Linked DNA regions of Homo sapiens: all the other regions are linked to region 3. Evidence: chromatin loops called from intact Hi-C (ENCODE). Cell type or tissue: heart right ventricle. All regions are shown on one strand. Each heading gives the region's core, and the rest is flanking DNA. Links, peaks and the distances in the headings are about the cores only. Region 1 has its middle 450 kb from the start of KCNJ2. Region 2 has its middle 380 kb from the start of KCNJ2. Region 3 has its middle 24 kb from the start of LINC01483. Region 4 overlaps LOC105371882 (a long non-coding RNA gene).

What was found. A loop is a pair of places that touch in the nucleus more often than their neighbours do. Peaks named below come from ENCODE experiments on the same cell type or tissue, not always from the same donor. Only the 100,000 strongest peaks of a DNase experiment are listed, where the experiment ranks them.
Region 1: it touches region 3 in a loop (4-fold over the local background); 54 of 110 quality-filtered maps call a loop at or near these places.
Region 2: it touches region 3 in a loop (5-fold over the local background); 61 of 110 quality-filtered maps call a loop at or near these places.
Region 4: a loop joins it to region 3, with 10 times the contacts of the local background. A loop is called at or near these places in 76 of 110 quality-filtered maps.

Annotation. Positions count from the first base shown.
Region 1 is chr17:70,619,620-70,624,582 of GRCh38, forward strand. No RefSeq gene overlaps it. Among named protein-coding and RNA genes, the nearest start is that of KCNJ2, 450 kb to the left of the region's middle. In heart right ventricle, for the core only: a CTCF peak has its summit at 2,978 (motif pointing left); a DNase peak (open chromatin) is centred at 2,962.
Region 2 is chr17:70,550,289-70,555,251 of GRCh38, forward strand. No RefSeq gene overlaps it. Among named protein-coding and RNA genes, the nearest start is that of KCNJ2, 380 kb to the left of the region's middle. In heart right ventricle, for the core only: CTCF peaks have their summits at 2,339 (motif pointing left) and 2,544; no DNase peak of the experiment used is centred there; H3K4me3 peaks cover 483 bases.
Region 3 is chr17:69,567,207-69,572,169 of GRCh38, forward strand. No RefSeq gene overlaps it. Among named protein-coding and RNA genes, the nearest start is that of LINC01483, 24 kb to the right of the region's middle. RefSeq lists an enhancer at 1,890-2,391. In heart right ventricle, for the core only: a CTCF peak has its summit at 2,000 (motif pointing right); a DNase peak (open chromatin) is centred at 2,103; H3K4me3 peaks cover 693 bases; H3K27ac peaks cover 586 bases.
Region 4 is chr17:70,142,096-70,147,058 of GRCh38, forward strand. The region is part of intron 3 of LOC105371882 (a long non-coding RNA gene); the gene reads right to left. Among named protein-coding and RNA genes, the nearest start is that of KCNJ2-AS1, 25 kb to the right of the region's middle. In heart right ventricle, for the core only: a CTCF peak has its summit at 2,330 (motif pointing left); no DNase peak of the experiment used is centred there.

The DNA.
Region 1 (4,963 bases), core at 614-4,613, 1.1 Mb after region 3:
TATTTTGGGTTCAGGCATACATGTGCAGGTTTGTTATATAGGTAAACTTGTGTCATGAGGGTTTGTTGTATAGATTATTTTGTCACCCAGGTACTAAACCTAGTACCCAGTGGTTATTTTCTGTCTCTCTCATCTCACCCTCCACCCTCAAGTAGGCCCTAGTGTCTGTTGTTCGCCTGTTTGCATCCATGTGTTCTCTTCATTTAGCTCCCACTTTTAAGTGAGAACATTCGGTGTTTGGTTTTCTGTTCCTGTGTTAGTTTGCTAATGGCCTCCAGCTCCATCCGTGTTTCTGCAAAAGACATTATCTCATTTCTTTTTATGGTGGCATAGTTTTCTATAGTGTATATGCACCACATTTTTTAATCCAGTCTTCCACTGATGGGCATTTAGGTTGATTCCATGTCTATGCTATTGTAAATAGTGCTGCAATGAACATATGCATGCATGTGTCTTTATGGTATATTCCTTTGGGTACATACACAGTAATGGGATTGCTGGGCCAAATAGTAATTCTGTTTTAGAAATGTCTACTTCTTTGTTTTTGGAGTGAACAATAACAAATAAGTCAAATCAAACAAGAATATATAAAGGTTTGTTTGTATTTTAATTATTAAAATATTGAAAAAGGAATACATGAATTATTTACAAAAGCAAATTGTCAGTCACTGGAGGCAGGTGCCAAAATAAATTCTTCTCTTCAGTGTAATAAGAAGTGCTCTGAAGCAAATTGGAATATAATATTGATAATGACAATAAATTGTAAATTCGTATAACTTTGTAAAAATTTAATATTTGTGCATTTCTGAAGTTCTTTGAACCTTCTTTTTTATCAGCAGTGTTTCTAGGTAGTGTTCATTTCTTCAGACAGAAGGTTCTTAAAGAGTCATGACTGCCTTATTAGTTATGTTTGTGCTTCCAAAACTTACAGTCCATTCCATCTGTGGTGAGCCACTTCAGCAAAATATATTTTGGACCATGAATTATTGGGCATAATGTAACAAAGCAACTGGTTGTTTGACATTTTTTTTTTGTTTGGTATCATGTAGATAGTTATTTTTAGAACCAACTCTAAATGACTTTTCTCCGGCCTTTTTCTTTTTTTTTGAGATGGAGTCTCGCTCTGTCGCCCAGGCTGGAGTGCAGTGGCACAATCTCGGCTCACTGCAACCTCCACCTCCAGGGTTCAAGCGATTCTCCTGCCTCAGCCTCCCGAGTAGCTGGGACTACAGGCATGCGCCACCACATCCAGCTAATATTTTGTATTTTTAGTAGAGATGGGGTTTCACCGTGATAGCCAGGATGGTCTCGATCTCCTGACCTCGTGATCTGCCCCCTTGGCCTCCCAAAGTGTTGGGATTACAGGCATGAGTCACCGCGCTGGCCTTCTCCAGCATTCAACAAGTGTCATGCTATAGTCGACGTGTCAGAAATATCCAGTGAGAATCAGGGAAACCTCATTAGAAAGAGTTCCTGATTGGTTCCCATATGTTCCTGAGCTGTTTACTATATTAGAGTATGGTTTCAGTTTCTCTTATTTCTTTCACTAATCTTTGGGCTCTAACAAGGTATATTCTCATTATAATCTCTCTGTTCTCTCAAAATCTAACACAGTACTAAGTACAAAGTTAGTTCTCTCTATATTGTAGTTAAATGGAATGAGTTCATTACAAGAAGATTAGGGCTGAATTAGCCCAGTTTGGCATTTTACATATTTGAATAATCAAATGGTAGCTAGAACCTCTATTTTGCTTGGTTTTATTAATTCAGTGGGGGACACCTGCCGGATTTAATTTCTCCCTCATTTCTAATGGACTAAGTCAGTTTAGGTCACTGTGAAGACGTGGGTGAGGTCATGAACTTCAGTCTAGGGCTGCTGTTTTATTGTTTAGACTATCGCAGCCCTCCTAAGCCAAATTTCTTATATACTTTCAAAATAAAAATGCAGCAAACTAGTGTGGAAGTAGCCTCCAGAGCGTTCTGCCCCTCACCACCCCCGGCCCCTCCAAAGTTAGACTTAATCTTCTTGTTTCCATGTCAAATCCAAACTGGACCACCATCACTAGTTTCCTAGGAAACCCTGAAAAACTGTCTTTACATAACTCACTTTGCCCACTATTGGAATGCTGCCACTTCTGGGGAAAGGCACAGCAGCTGTTCAGCTGCCTCATAGCAACACTTCACAACAGTGTGGGAGGAAAGCAAAGACCAGCAATATACTTAAATTAAACTTCCCTGGGGAGAGCAAGATACCAGGGCAGAAGGTAATAGTTTAGAGTCGAGAGCATCTAATTAGTCAACAAACCTGCCCTGAAAGCGAACGTAGTGAATTTTTAATGAAATCAAGAGACCCAGTGTTTTTTCTCATCTTCCACTTGAAAGGCACTGATACATATTTAACTGCTATCATCGAAAGAGTCCTTCTGTTTCAAACATACTTCCAAAGAAGTATTTTTTTTATTTTTATTTTGAACTAAACAACAAAAAAGAACACCCACAGCAAAGAATAAAGGTCAACTGGGTTATGTTTTCATATAATTCCTACTATTTCCCCAAAAGTTAATAACATTTCATCCAGCTACCCCTTGGACTAGCTAGGACTAGCTAGAATTGCCAAAACTCAGATGACAATGCAAGAAGCATCGTTTCAACCTGGCTCTGTTCTCTCTTTAGCACGGAAACAAAACACATGTTTATAGCAGCCATTCTTTGAACCGTGATTCATAAAATAGGGGTAGAAATTAAAGAGGTAAAGTCAAAGTTGCCAATAGTAAGAGGAAAATATTTGAACGGATGGAACCCAAACTGCCATGTAATGCTGTGCAGTTTGCTGTGCATAAAGGCACTCAGCCAACGAAGCAAATGGAAGCTTAAAATGCAGTTTGGGCTCCCCTAACCAAACTGTGCACCCAGGAGTCAGGCTACTACTTCCCGAAGAAGGGGTACCTTTTTCTCAGCACAAAGGCGCCATCTGTTGGCCATCTCAACAGAGGGGCTGCTTTCTTTCGGCGGGTTGTGGTCATTCAGAGGGGAAGCCAATTTTTCTAGTGGAAACCCCGCATAGAATGGGGGACCCTAAGAGGCATTCTTGTACAAATACTTCATTTTATACATAAGAGAACAAACACCAGGGGTCCAGTAGAGAACAAAAATAAGGACCTCTGTTTCAGAAAGCAGAAAAAGATGTTATTAAAAGTACTAACAGAAACTTTTTTCTCTCTCCATGAATTCTCTGAAATAGTCATGGTGTCTTTATTTGCTCCATGTTATTGATTTAGTGTAATTCTAAGCAAAGACAATTTTAAAATGTAATTATTAGCATTAATTTCCCTTTTCATCTTTATGTCGTGAAATGTCAGCTTTTAATATGAATGTAAATGCATTTTGTTGGTTACACGGAGTCACTGATGCTATCCACTTCCTATTTTGTAGGTCGTACACGCCTACCCATTTCCTTCTTATCAGAAGAGTGAAAACACTGCAGAAAACCACCTCTTCTGTTTGTATTTTACTTCCGGAAACATATACATCCCATCAACCCTCTCTATCTTCAGTTTACTAGTGAATAAAGAAGGACTTAAAGGTAAAGAGACCATGGCTACTCCTATATTCCAATGTTGTCTTCATTTCCAGCCTAAGTGGCTGGCTGGCACATGGAGGGAAGTAACAGGAGTTAGAATGGCTATCATAGGTTCCTTGTTCCTCTATGTTTCCCAGAAGGCCATTGTCTTATTTCTCCACCGGAAAGCAACTTCAGGTTTGAATGGAATATGTGGACTCTAGGGATGTCAGAGTCCCTGCTCACTCCCTTGGGAATGGTACATGCTTACCTGTACTCTTGAGTCTTTCTAGACCCTCAGGCATTGTGAGTCTACTAGAATTTTGTGTCATGCAGCATTGCAAATGCTATAAGACAATGGGGAAGTACGGAACTACAGGGAACATTCAAAGTGTGCATATCTCCTCTGCTCACACATAGGCACCATTGTCCCATTAGACTTTACTTACAGAACACAAGTTGAAGGATTAAATTATCAAGAATTTCAAGACAGTAACATGAGAGCATTAAACTAGACACAGGGCCCTTCTGAGGACTGAGCACAGGTTGCCAGCCCACAAAACTGGACATGAGAAATATTAAGTGATTTGCCTAATAACCAGAGATAAATGCCTTTCAACTTCAGCTCATTTCTAAGCATTAACTTCTATTTACTTTTTTTTTTAGCTAATAAACTGACCTTTCTAACAATTCTTCAGTGTTACTATTAGATCAATGAATAATGGAATGCAAATGTTTGGGAGGGAAGGATGCTAACAGTGATCGAATGCTCATGGTGCTTTGCCGTGCTTACCTAAATGATCTTATTCATTACAATTCTAATGAGGCAAGGTGTGTTTAATGCATTTTTAAAGCTGGATACTTAAAACCTTAAGAAAGCAAGTAACTCATCCAATGTCAAGTAACTTATGTGTTGAGAAAGCAAGATCAATGAGTTATAAACACACGGAACTTGAGTTCCGTTCCCAACCTCCCTTTCAAAATCTATTCAGCGGCGTCGCTTTCCCATGACTCTAGATGGAGAGTTGGGCGGGCCCTTGAGTTTCTACCTGCTTGGAGGTATTGAACAGTTTCTCCCATTACTTTAGATGACAACTCAGATTCAACTTGGAAGCTGAAGTGTGCAGGTATCTGTAACATTCACATGTCTGGATTGACTTAATGTTAAATTTTCTTCCCTTCCCTAGCTGGGCTGTTGAAATTGGCCACACCATTGCCAACAGTGACACAGCACTTCCTCTTTCCTGCTTGAGTCTTCCTCCAGTTATTAGTTTGAATGGGAGTGGTTAGTACTTAGAAAGTGGGGTGTGGAGCATGAAATATGGGAGTGGGGATGAGAAATTTCTTATTGGGGTGAGTTTTGTGCCAACTCAGACTTCTCTTAATCTCAAGGATTCTGTTTTA
Region 2 (4,963 bases), core at 445-4,444, 980 kb after region 3:
CCAGAGGTGGAGCCTACAGAGGCAGGCAGGCCTCCTGGAGCTGTGGTGGGCTCCACCCAGTTCGAGCTTCCCTGCTGCTTTGTTTACCTAAGCAAGCCTGGGCAATGGCGGGCGCCCCTCCCCCAGCCTCGTTGCCGCCTTGCAGTTTGATCTCAGACTGCTGTGCTAGCAATCAGCGAGATTCCGTGGGCGTAGGACCCTCTGAGCCAGGTGTGGGATATAGTCTCGTGGTGCGCCGTTTCTTAAGCCGGTCTGAAAAGCGCAATATTCGGGTGGGAGTGACCCGATTTTCCAGGTGCGTCCGTCACCCCTTTCTTTGACTCGGAAAGGGAACTCCCTGACCCCTTGAGCTTCCCGAGTGAGGCAATGCCTCGCCCTGCTTCGGCTCGCGCACGGTGCGCGCACACACTGGCCTGCGCCCACTGTCTGGCACTCCCTAGTGAGATGAACCCGGTACCTCAGATGGAAATGCAGAAATCACCCGTCTTCTGCGTCGCTCACGCTGGGAGCTGTAGACCAGAGCTGTTCCTATTCGGCCATCTTGGCTCCTCCCTCTCCAAGCCTTTCTTGAATCTAGGTAGAGCCATGTGACTAGGTGCTGCCAATAGAATATGCATGGTAGTTATTGGGTTCTCCAGGCTGAAGCAGTGAATGAGTGGGTGTCCCCTTTTTCCTTGTTCCCTCTCTCTCTGTATCTCACTGTGTGTGAGTGTGTGTGTGTGTGTGTGTATGGAAGCTGGAAGAAAGCTGAGGCCAGGGGAGAAGGTGGAGAGCCATAAGATGTTCATGAGCATTACCTGACAAGTACCCGCTTTTGTTGCTGTGTGAAGAGTAAGTGAAATTTTTATTTTGTTAATTCAAGGAGATTTTAGGGGTCCATCTGTTATAGTAGCTACCCTTACCCTAAATGGTACCCTGGTTTAGGCCAGTCATGATTCATCCTCTGAAAGTAGAGTGACAGGGCCTATTTTCCTTAAGTTCTTGATGTCTCCCTGCTCTTAACCTATTAATTGAGCCTCTGTTACCAGGTATAGATATTATAACAATAGTAGAAAGTGTCTCCCACAGTACGTCATAACAATTTTTGTATGCCTGTTGAAAATACAGAGCCCTTAACTCTTCCCCAGGATTACTGAATTAGGCTCAGCTGTCTACATATTTAAAAGTACTCTAAATGATTCTAATGTACCCTGAATTTGGACACAACTGCTCCATAAGGTGTCATGGAGCAGCAACCCATGGATCATCAATGTACCGTCCTCCTCCAGAGCATTGATGTGCTGAGAAGTAGAAGGTATTAGAGGCAGAAGCCATCATTCCTTACAAGGGAGAATGGGAGTAGTGGGTCTTGATGCCGACAGCAGACACAGGGATGATGTCCACCGTAACCTGGATAACGTCATAATAATGTAACATAGTAAATATGATTTAAAGGAGGAGTACCTTCAAAATAAGACAGGAAGAAGCCTGTCAAGTCACTCAAGCTCTTCTTTGCCCCAAAACAGTTGCCTATGACACTTTACCAAAGCATTATTACTTAAAGGTTTTAAAGTAACATAGACCAGCAGCACCACCTTGCATGCCATATTTGAGCTTTTTAAAGAGCCCATTGCCTAGTAAGGGTACATGAATTCAGTAAGGCATAGGTCTGCTAGACACAGGCATTCAACGCTCTGGAGGAGATTATATGAAACTAAGAGTTGAGAGTCACTTTTGAGTGATGTAGCGACGCAAATAAGAATTTTCAAATCTGTCAAAATGTAGGCTGTTAAGTTTGACCTGGGGCACTAAGTCTGAAGGGTTAACAGAGAAGTGATGAGCCAATGTAAAGCTGTATACACACGTGCACACACACAGGAGCTGGGTGAGAATGTTCATAAAGCAACAGGGAAATGTGGTTAGTGAGCACCTGGCAAAATGGCTTTACAAATGCTTTCCCTGAGTTTTAGGTAGAGGAATGTCTTGTTGGTGTAAGCATACAAACCAAAGAGCTCTGAAGTAATTCACTATTGCCTTGAACTTTAGGTGACCCAAATCAAGGAATAAGGGATAGCTTAATTTAATGAAAGTAGAAGGTAAAAAAAAAAAAAAAAAAAAGTTCAGTCTATTTGGTAAGAAAACCTCTTTGGCAAACAGCAGACATGATGTTGCTGATGGAATCTTTAAAGAGGTAGCGGATTTGGTGAAGGACTTGTGTTTGGCATGGAAGGGCTGGGCAAGAAGAACCCTCTCCATTGCATAGCAGAGGGTTCCCCCTTTCAAGCGTGCTTAGGGAGATGGAGTTAGTGGCTGAAACACAAATTTAAGCCCTTTGAAATGTAATATCCTACGCCCTCTGGTGGTTACATTTTTTAAAAATCGTACTAAAGAAAACAGGTTGAAGAAATCATAGAATGCCAATTACAGGAATAACAGGGATCTTAAGTGTCATTTGTCAGAGCTGTATTCAAGATGCCCTTATCGTTAGTTAAAGGTGTCAGCCCCTGAATCAGAAAGAAAAAAAAAGCCTTATTTAATCAGTTTTGCAAATGCTTGAGAAGTCAGCTTTCTCCCGGTTTTTCTCCATCACTTTTCAGGAACTTTTCCATTATGCCTCTGTCGTCAGAATACTTCCGAGATTTGGAAGATAGTGACTCCACTTGGGATGGCTCTGAGGTCCTGCTCCTTCTTGGTATTTTGATAGAAAAGCCTTTTGCCACTCAAAGGGGAATTTCTAAAAGAAACTTCAAACCACACAATTACTTTAAAAGGGTGATCACACAGTAATACATTGAATGATGCCTGGCCAGGATCTAACAAACTTGTCTGTTTCCCTCTTTGTTGTGTCTGGGAGACAGAAAGACAGCCTGGCCATTCTCATGGCAAACTGTCATTAAATTATATCAAGTGTAAATAGTTGTGACTGACACTGTTAACAAAGAACAGGAATCCAGGAACAAAAGGGCACTTCAATGAAGATTAGATGTTCCTTAAGCAACAGATTTTAAGGACCTAGATTCCATAAAATTAGAGTTCTGATTAAGTCTTATAGATATATGTGTATGACATATGCAAGAGGACTTAGATAAAAATTTCAGAGAAAAATTGAATTAAAGATAAAAATTAAAAATACAAGCTTTGTCAACATAAGCTTCCTCAAGTTCAGGACACTTTTGTAAGTGATGATACCTGCCATTTAGTCCACCTATAAAAAACCGATGGTCCTTGGAATTTAACCATGTCAATGCAGTGTTTTTTCCATATTAGCTGAAGAAAAATAGGTACCTTAAAATTTTTTGTTTTAGGATCAGAAAACAAAAAGAAGTCAGAAGGATCCAGATTAGGACTGTAACATGGATACTTAATGATTTCCCATTAAAACTCTCATAAAATTGTCTTTGTTTATTAGAGGGATGAGCAGGAGCATTGTCCTGGTGGAGAAGCACTCTTTGGTGAAGCTTTCCTGTGTGTTTTTCTGCTAAAGCTTTGGCTTTCTCATAACACTCTTATCATAAGCAGATGTTATTATTCTTTGGCCCTCCAGCAAATCAACAAACAAAATGCCTCAAGCATCTCAAAAAACTGTTGTCATGATCTTTGCTCTTGGCTGGTCTACTTTGGCTATGACTGGACCACTTCTATTTCTTGGGAGCCATTATTTTGATTGTGCTTTGACAGCAGGACACACTAATAAAGCCATGTTTCCTCTCCTGTTACAATTCTTTGAAGAATACTTCAGGATCTTGATTCTATTTGTTTAAAATTTTCATTGAAAGCTCTGTTCTTGTCTGCAGCTGATTTGTGCACAACAGTTTTTGCACCTATCAAGGGGAAAGTTTACTCACCTTTAATTTTTCAGTCAAAATTGTGTGGCTCACGCCTGTAATCCCAGCACTTTGGGAGGCCTAGGCAGGTGGCTTACCTGAGGTCAGGAGTTCGAGACCAGCCTGCCCAACATGGCCAAACCCCATCTCTACTAAAAATACAAAAAATTATCAGGGTGGATGTGGTGGTGGGTGCCTGTAATCCCAGCTACTCGGGAGTCTGAGGCAGGAGAAGCACTTGAACTGGGGAGGCAGAAGTTGCAGTGAGCTGAGGTTGCACTCCAGCCTGGGCGACAAGAGCGAAACTCCGTCTCAAAGAAAAAAAAAGAAAAGCAAGAAAAAAGCCGTGTAAACTAAACGAATTGAAATATCTATTGTGTTGGCTGTTGGTTCTGCTATTAATTGGTGGTTCTCTTCAATTAAGGCATAAACAAAATTAATTTTTTTCTTGCAAACTGATGTCGATGGTCTGCTCCTTTGGGCTCATTTCAACATCATCTCATTGACAATTTAAAGTGAGTTACTCATTTATAAATTACTGATTTATTTGGGACATTGTTTCCATAAACTTTTCATAAAGTGACAATGATTTTGCCATTCTTTCGCCCAAGCTTTACCATAAATTTGATGTTTGTTCTTGCTTCAATTTTGGAAGAATTCATATTGCTTTGATAGGGAATCATTTCAAACTCATGTTTTGTAATTCTTAGTGCCTCTAATTAGATCCTGTTCAGTCATATTGTAACAAATTGGTACAAGTTTATTTGGTGCAAAATTTTTTTTGAAATCTATACGTAGATTTTGCAAAATAAACATTTTCCATAAAGCTTCTGACAACCCCTTATTTATAGCAAGATCTTTATTTAGCTAGATATGTAAAGCTAGAATATACATTCATACAATGCAAACAGCATAATATATGTTTAACAAATATTTACGAATAAATCAAAGGAGGAGAAATCTGAAAAGGTCTTATATTTTGTGCCTAGATTTTTCTGAAAATTCATTTTCTAACAAATCATACGGTGATTTTGATTTGGTGGTGGGAAGAGTGGTGGGTGGGTTGGAGGATGTTGTTAAATTGGAGAAAATTTAGATTCAGAGCAAAATAAAAGGTATCTTTAAAACATTTTTTGTTTTTTAAATTTGTTTGTATTTTC
Region 3 (4,963 bases), core at 442-4,441:
TGAATATGGCATCCCAAGAATGACACTTTAGGTGCTCAGCTTTGTACATCCCCATCACCACATAATAGGAACTGAAATTTTACTCTTTCCCTCAGCCTGGTGGACCTGTGTTCTTTCCATCAATGCAAGCGGCCTCACTGGTGCTGAATGGACAGCTCTGGATAGCATTCAGATCAAGGTGGCCGTGGGTGTCTAGGACCCACGGATGGCTTCTAAGGAGCTGTGAGCCTCATAAAATTAAATGCAAAATTGCGTGTATATGATTGTGTGCACATTTTCCCAAGAAGATCCATAGCAGTGAAACCTTGCAACCAATAAAATTAAAGGATAAAATCTATTGCTTTACTCCTATCAAAAGAAATGCAATTTTCATAAAGGGTACCCTAATATTTACAAATTATAGTAATGTGCCCCATCTCCTATCCAGACCAGGTAACTAAATGATTGTAACCTGTTAATACCCAAACATCCGTGTCAACTTTTCCACAAAGTAAAACAAGGTCTCTGTATGCATTGACTACATATTAAATATACCTTACATTCCTTAAATGTTTTACAATTATACCTTAATAAATTAACATATAATATATAGGTATATTACACTTGGTATATATAATATACTTCACATATACCTTATATAATAATTTATATTATGTGATACTATATTATAATGTATTAAATATATAATATACTATTTAATAATCATAATCATATATATTATTTAACATAATATATTAACATATGCTTAATATTTAATATATTAGACTAGTTATATAAATAATATATGATATAACTATATTACATATAGAATATATTATTTATATACTTCATATATAATATATAACGACATAAATATATAGATATATATTAATATATACTTCATATATAATGTATTATATGTGAGCTATTATATATAATATATAACAATATATAATATAGTAATAAACTTCGGAGAAAAGAAATATTCTACATTGTGGAAGTTTATATTATATATGATATATACTATATAAGATATATATTATATTATTATATAATATAATGCATATGAGGTATTATATAGACTTCATATATGTTATATATGAAGTATGTTAATATATAACACCTTAATAATTATACTTTATAACATTTTGGCTAATCCAAAGGCAATTTATTTCAAAACTTAGAGTTTACTAACTTAAGTGGAAGTGGAGGAGAGTAAATTTTGACAGAAAATGGAACAGCAAAAAGTTCTTTTCAAATGTTTGATTATTGTTTCATAGTATATAATTGTAGTTCCTTACAATATTAGTTTATCTGTTTCATATTTCTTGGAAAAAACCCTTTAATGTTAAGGCTCCTATGTAGGAATTCTTTGATGAGCGCGGAAAAGCTGGAGTGAAGGGGTTGATAAATGTTTAAATTAACAAACTTGATTTTAAACTATCCAATAAATATTTCTCTTAAAAAGTTAGGCATATTTTGATCAGTTTGGTTCCTGTTTTATTTTTTTCCTTTCTTGATCCGCTTCTCAGCTGTGGCTGCGATCTCTGGCATCTCCACAGCATTGATGAAAAAACCCTTTTAAAATGACTGTATCTTGTGTCTTGTGTGGTCTTCTCTCTTCTCTCTCAATTTAAAGTATTAAAATTGTTTAACATCTTTCTAGGAAGCAGGTAACACAATGGTAAGTTTACAATCTTCCTCCTGTCCCTTTGTATACAGGGGTCAATTTATGTTGGTAATATGGTGAATGATCAAGCTCCAATATTAAACTTTGGAGACAAGTAATATCCTACCTTGTGGAAGTTTGAATTAAAAGATCTCTTTCAAGTGCAGTTGAGAATTTAGCCATAACTCTATCATTCAGAGATAAATTAAAATTCAGTGTGCTAGTGTATGTGCATGTTTTACATCAAAGGCAATGGTACCAAGAATGCATACTTAACCTTCCGCCGTGAGGAGTTTGAATTGGAAAATTTTAATCCAGGTTATAAATCACTTGAGAGACATTTAAAATAGCCACAAGGGGGCAGCAAAACACACAGGATTCCCTGAATCCACTGACGCAGGAACATTTCGCTGTGTCTTACGAAGGCAAACGAAAGAACGAATTAAAGTACCTGGCGTTTGAGCCGTCTTCAAACACTGGCATTTCTAGTACCAATACAGTGAAGCCGGCAGGGGAGACGCTATACTTCCTAACTGAATAATATATGAGACACCAACTTTCTAAGTATTTCTTTTCTTTTTCTTCTTTTTTTTTTTTTTTGAGATGGAGTCTCGCTCCCTCACCCAGGCTGGAGTGCAGTGGCGCGATCTCAGCTCACTGCAAGCTCCGCCTCCCGGGTTCAAGCGATTCGCCTGCCTCAGCCTCCGGAGTAGCTGGGATTACGGGCACCCGCCATCACGCCTAGCTAATTTTTGTATTTTTAGTAGAGTCGTGGGGAGGGTTCACCATGTTGGTCAGGCTGCTCTCGAACTCCTGACCTCAGGTGATCCATCCGCCTCGGCCTCCCAAAGTGCTGGGATTACAGGCCTGAGCCACGTGCCCGGCCCCTTTCTAAGTATTTCTTATGAAGGGCTACTGTGATTTGCACCCAGGGAGGGCGAAAACCTGTCAGTGGCTCATGATACTTACCAGTGGAGCAGATTGTAAATTCCTCTTCCTCCTTCTCCTATAAAGATTTCTCTGTATTCCAGGGGCAAATAACAATAGGTAAAGTATCAGTTAGATTTAACTTTTAAAAATAAGAAACAGACCCTCTTGCAGAAGCAGTAAATACTTATGAATCACTTATCAATTATCAGGCACTGTTCCACAGGGAAGAGTCCAGGGTACTGGTCGAACCTGGATTTTATTGTCAGGCTTTCTTGGTGTGAAACTGTACAAGCTCGGGCAGATTTCTTCGCCTTTAGATGTCTTAGTTTCTTCACTTGTAAGATGAGGCTAATTCTATAGGTTGCTTTAAAGATTAAGTAAAATAATATATGCCAGCTCAGTGGCTGACATATGATAAGAATTGAATTAACAGTTATAAAATTACTATCATACATGAGTGGCATGTGGTATTACTCAGTATTGTTTCTTGGTAACTAAATGATTATATGTAATTTCATTTAATTCTTACAACTAGTGTGAGAGACCAGTTTTATTTCTCTCCATTTTTATAGGTGAGAAGTTGAGGTTCAAAAGGACTGATTGCCTAATATAAATAAAACGGAAAAGCTAGGATTTGAACCTATCGTTTTTCTGACTCCCAGACTCAGGTACTTTCAACCACACCTGTGTAGGTAGGCTACCATCATATTTTTCCCCCTCTTCCTGGTAACTCCTAAAGTCACCTGAAGTCACCTAATAGATCTTGGAATGAGTTAGAAGTTCCACTAGGCCAGCACAAGGCAGGATCGCATGAGTCTTCTCATGCACTAATCAGACCAGGGTGTGGGGACGGAGGAGAGGAAAGACTTTCTAGTAATCATGGAGGAAGCAAGTATTACCCCCATGTCTCAAACCCAAATCAGTCTCACCTGGAAAAATCTCTCCAAGGCAACATACCTTAAACTCATGAGCACTTATTTGTGTATCTCCTACATCATCGAGTGTCATCCTTGTCTATGGGGGCAAGTGATTGTTGAAATGAGTTGACTCATCTATGGTGAAGAGCTATATGGATGTCTGGAATCAGAATGTTCCCGAGGTTTTTAAGTCTTGAAATAATCATTTAAGTGCATAGAATTTGTTCTATTTGCTCTCTCTCAATATGGAAATGGAAAGACCCTTCTTTGCATGTTTAATTGGAGAAGGCACTCTTACTTAACAGGCTTACAGAAGCATGTCCTCACCATGTGCACTGAGAAACCACACTGAATACACTTTTAATTATTTTATTATTATTATTTTTGAGACAGAGTCTCACTCTGTCACCCAGGCTGGAGTGCAGTGGCGCGATCTCGGCTTGCTGCAACCTTTACTTCCCGGGTTCAGGCGATCCTCATGCCTCAGCCTCCCGAGTAGCTGGCATTACAGGCATGTGCCACCACACCCAGCTAATTTTTGTATTTTTAGTACAGTCAGGATTTCATCATGTTGGCCAGGCTAGTCTCGATCTCCCGACCTCAGGTGATCCGCCCACCTCGGCCTTCCAAAGTGCTGGGATTACAGACATGAGCCACCGCACCTGGCTGTGAATGCACTTTTTAAATTAAAAATACAAACATACAAACAAAAGAAAACAAAACAAAAAACACCCTCTCTGTGTAAAGCAGCTTAATTATCCACCAATTCTTTGTTATTGTAGAGCAGTAGTTACGCCCCTAAGAGAGATGACCGCAGAGAATTACAAAGAAAAAGCCTGCTGACCTATATACATGCTTATTCCTTATTTCAACTGACAATATGGAAATGATAGAAGATACTCCCTTTAGTACCTATGGATTTTCCCACGTTCTTTTATAGAAACTTTGGGGTCCCTCAAGATGAAAAAAAGCTATCCTCAGATCCTCACTTACTCCTGTAATACAGTGAACATCACAGAGTAAAACAGAGTCTGAGCAAGATCCCTCTTGGTAAATAGTCTGCTGCTGAGACTGCCCCTTGGCACTTGGCCACTGTGACACCAATTTCAAAAGGTTAGATCTAAATGGCAAATGTTCTTAAAATATCCTCTTAATTATCTGTTGACTTTAAAAATCATATTTAACAGTAGTATTCATTTATGTCCTAAATGGGAATTGTCTTGTTTTTCTCTTTGGTGCCCTTGATATTAAATTGCTGTGGTTTGGGGAGAATTCTAAGTGGACCCCGTTTGTTCTTATTGAGGGTGGGCCTTGAGGCACATACTGACTTTCTGTGAATTTGTCTGTCTACAGAGCAAGGGGTCTGGGTGACTGTGTCAGAATGTGGGGTAAGGTGTGGCAGTGTGTGGGTGGGGATTAGAAGCCTCCAACTTGCCTAGGAACATCTCTCCATTCTTTATTCTTGAGC
Region 4 (4,963 bases), core at 418-4,417, 570 kb after region 3:
TATTAGCGGTAGGATAGTAATGCTCTACTGATTATCACAATTTTAAAAAACGTCTTATGTTTTTATCTTGATATGTGGTTGATGTATGAGATCATAGTCTCCTCCTGCTCCCAAGGGAAATTGATTTCCACCTCAGGGCTGCCATTAATGAGCTGTGGGTTTTGGGGGAGTTAACCTCCTTGGTCCACTATTTCTGAACATTGATGACATGGATGTTCTTTAAATTACTTTACGGTTCTTTACAGCCACAAAATGTGCTGATTTTTCCTCGCTCTACTTGTAGCCCTGATTTTTTTGTTGTTGGCTTACAATGCTTTTATTTCATTGCCACATTGCTATGGTCTAAATGTTTCTGTCCCCTCCAAATTCCCATGTTGAAATCCTAAGCCCCCAAGGCCATGGTATCCAGAGGTGTGGCCTTTGGAAGGTGATTAGCTTATGGGGGTGGAGGCCTCATAAGAAAAATTAGTGCCCTTTTAGAAGAGGCCTGTGTGAGACCGCTCACCCCTTCTACCCTGTGGAAACACAGTGAGAAGGTGCTGCCTCTGACCCAGAAAGTAGACTCTCACCAGACAATGAATCTGCCTTGATCTTGGACTGTCAAGTCTCCAGAACTCTAAGAATTAAATTTCTGTTGTTGATAAGCCATCCAGTTTATGGCATTCTGTTATAGCAGACTGAACAGGGTTAGATACATATGTATTTTAGTGCAGTATTTTCTATTCTCATAAGTACTGTACCATCTGAATTCAGCTGGAAAGTTCCAATTTTACAATACTTTGTGCAATTTTAAAAATCTTTCTTTAATGTACAACTCACTGTGATGTACATTTTATACATCCCATGATAATAATTTGACAATTCAGTTAAAGTTATATTTGTTGAATTTAGTTTTCAGTTCTGCTATTACTGCCCTTTTCTAAAATTGGGTCTATTTTAAACAGGAAAATTGAAGCCATTTAAAAACACCACAAAATTTGATTTCAAAAAAGATAAAATATTGCTTTTACAATTGTAATGGCAGGAAGCAAGTAGCATAATGAAAAATGTAATAACCATAGTAGAACACTAAAATTCTAATGGGGACACCTTACGCTCATGACATAAACTAATAAAAGGCATCATCATACATGTTATTTTGTAAAATGCCAGAATTCTTAATCTAGGGAAGTTGGGGGAAAATGCTCATTTATGGGATGCTACTAACCCTTCATGTTATTATAAAGGAGTGCATCAGGGCCGGGCGCAGTGGCTCACGCCTGTAATCCCAGCACTCTGGGAGGCCTAGGAGGGCAGATCACGAGGTCAGGAGATCGAGACCATCCTGGCTAACATGGTGAAACCCCGTCTCTACTAAAAATACAAAAAATTAGCCAGGCATGGTGGCGGGCGCCTGTAGTCCCAGCTACTGGGGAGGCTGAGGCAGGAGAGTGGGGTGAACCGGGGAGGTAGAGCTTGCAGTGAGCCGAGATGGCGCCACAGCACTCCAGCCTGGGTGACAGTGAGAGTCTCTGTCTCAAATAAATAAATAAATAAAAAATAAAAAGAAGTGCATCTTCAGGTGGGTGATTTGTCTGACGAATGGCAAACTGTACCTGGCTAGCCTGTATTTCATTTTAACTTGGGGAAAAGGTGGTTTCTCTTGTATACCTTTCCAATGAGTGTAGCTCACCATCATTGCAACACCTAGATTCCCAGGCATCAGTGGTCTCCCAGTCTCCTGAACATGATGAGAGATGGCCTGTTCTCAATACAAAGCCATCATGAAATAAATGCAGGGCACACTGGGCTATTCTGGGTTCTTTTCCCAATATTGTGCCTGGCATGAAATGCAGAAAAACAGCAACTTTCAATGGACAAATTTGAACCTGTAGTGTAAGCCGAAGTTTCTGGAATGGTATTTTTATTCTTATATTATAAATAAATGTTAGCATGGTCATGAAATAACTAAGACTGAATGGAGAGCAACATTAGATCCATTGAACAATATAACTTTGTGTTTATCCTTCTTCAAAAGTGTAACTTATTATTTAAGTTATTACTGTTTGTTTTAAACCTTTGAATAATACATAAAATGATAGCTCTGTGGACCTGCTTGTCCTGGTGGGGCTGGAGATTGGAGGAAAAAAAAATATTAATGATGTTGCAGGCAGAAAGAAGACAAAAACTAAACAAAAGCACTTCGCCTTTTCCCCAAAGGTTGGGGTGATATTTAATTATGAAATGTCATAATTGTAGTGATAACAAGATTAATAATAACAATTATGTAAATGCCTCTGGTAATTGCAATTCTATTAGGAGGCTGAGTATTTTTGGTCACTATTGTGCCACCTTGTGGTCACAAGAGAACACATGTTTTTTCCATGAAGTAAATCCATTAAGTTTTAATTTATCCCCGACTGCTATGGAATGATATTTGGAAAAATAACTTGGAATGCTCGGTGTCAATAATACCGATAAACAAAATATAATGGACACCATTCAAGTCAGAAAATAGCAGGCACTGAAAAGCAACAAATAACATTGTTCTAAGTATAGATTCCATGTGCTAGATTTCCCCCAGCTACCTCAACATGGATTACATATTTAGAAGATAAAATTGTAGTTTCTTTAGACTGCCATTCTCAATCTACAAATATAGACATGAAACTCTGGATGACATCCGTTGAGCATCTAATAAATAATTCAACACTCTATTTATTGCAAGGGAAGGCAGCCAAAATGTAGGTATCGATTACCAATATTGTGTTAAAATAATCACGCTAATGCATGTATAGGTATAGCTTAATAAACATGATTTTAATGGCATGAGTGAATATTTGCTTTATAAATATGTATATTATAATCTCATAATTTATATGCATTTCAAAGAATCGTGATATTTGTTTAAAGGATTTTTCTGTTTTCTAAATCCTGCTTATGTCAGTATCCAGATGTGATGAACTGAGAAAGGTAGGATTAGCCACCTTCCCATAAAGTACTGTCTGCTAGAAACTAAATAATATATTTTGTAACAAATTCAGACATTTAATGGCCACCATCTTATACCATCAGTGCTTATTTGATTAAGGCTGTAGTTTTTCTTTTTAATTAAAGATAAAAATATTAAAAACAAGAAAGTCTCAATAATTCTGTCATTATAAGTAGTGTCTGTGGGTGTATGTTGCGGTGTGTGTGTGTAGAATGGGGGTGGAGGAGGGGGAGAGAGAGAGAGAGAGAGAGAAAGAAGTAGTATATAAGATAATGCATTCTCACAGATATACTGCCGTACTAGTATTGGTTTTAAGTATCTCCATCCATCTCTCTGCCTCTTTGTCTCCGTTTTCTTTGTTTCTTGACCTTATATGTATCTATTTCTCTCTTTTCTCTGATTTTTTTCTACTTATCTTACTCTCTACATATTAGTCTCTCTTTCTCTGTCTCTTTCTGTGTCTGTTTCACTCTCTCATTTAATTTAGATTGAAATCTAGGTGGTCAGGTAATCTAGATTTGAATCCTAGCCCCATGGATTACTAATGGTGTGGCCTTAGAGAAACTCCTCAGGCATCTAAGCCTCAGTTGCTTGTTAAATAGGGGTTAAAGTACTTACCTCGTAAAATTGTTCTCACAATTAAATGAAACATGACATATTGTAAAAGCCCTTAAGACAAAATCTAGCACAGAGTAAATGGCCAATATATGGTGTTTATTTTTATTTTTGTTGTCTGTGAAATATATACATTTTTAGTATTCCAATCTGTACCATCATAAGTTGCTCTAATACTGCCTTATTTATACGTATAATAAGTGACAGATGTAGCTCACAGAATTTTAAAAATGAATCTCCCATGTACCTCTTCTAACCACTTTATCAATGAATCGCTCAAAAGAAGAAGGTGTCTTTCTTATAATCATATAATTATTTAGTAGATCTGATACAGGAATTCATATCTTCTCTATCCTTACACACAGTTCATTGCAATGAATAATAATTCCCAATGTAAATCATGCCTTTTTTAGTAGTCTGTCTTTTCTTTTCTCTTTCTCTTCTTTCTTTCCTTCCTTCTTTATTCCTTTCTTCCTTTTTTCTTTCTTTGTCTTCCTTCCTTTTATATTTCTTTCTCTCTTAAATTAATGCAGCCAGTGACATAACAATTTTCAACAAGTACTCGATTTTTATAAAATTCATTAATTCATGCATTCATATATACCATGTGTCAGATCATGTGTAGACATTTTGAAGGTAATAATGAACTAAATAGAAAAAAAGATACTTCCCTCATGAAACTTAAAATACAGTGAGAGAGTGGCTAGGCGCGGTGGCTCACGCCTGTAATCCCAGCACTTTGGGAGGCCAAGGTGGGTAGATCACCTGAAGGCAGGAGTTTGAGACCAGCCTGGCCAACATGGTGAAACTCCATCTCTACTAAAAAGTACAAAGAAAATTAGCTTGGCTTGGTGGTACACGCCTGTAATCCCAGCTACTCGGGAAGCTGAGGCAGGAGAATCGCTCGAACCTGAGAGGCGGAGGTTGCAATGAGCTGAGATAGCGCCACTGCACTCCAGCCAGGGCAACAGAGTGAGACTCTGTCTTGAATATATATAAATATATATATATTGTATATATAATATATATACAATATATATAATATAAAATACAAATATACATATATATTTATATATACATAGTGGGAGAGACAGAAATTAAAGAAACAAATATATTTCCTCCTGCTAAGCCTAATGATGTTTAATTATCAATGGACCACACATACAATGGTAGTCCCATAAGGTTATAAAACCATATTTTTAATGTTTTTTTTTCTGTATCGAGATGCACAAATACTTGCCATTGTGTTGCAAACTCCTACAGTATTCAGTAGAGTAACATGCTGTATAGGTTTGTAGCCTAGAAGCAACAGGCCATATCACAGAGTATATAGTAGGCTATATCATCTATTAATAGTTTTGAGCAAGTACACTCTAT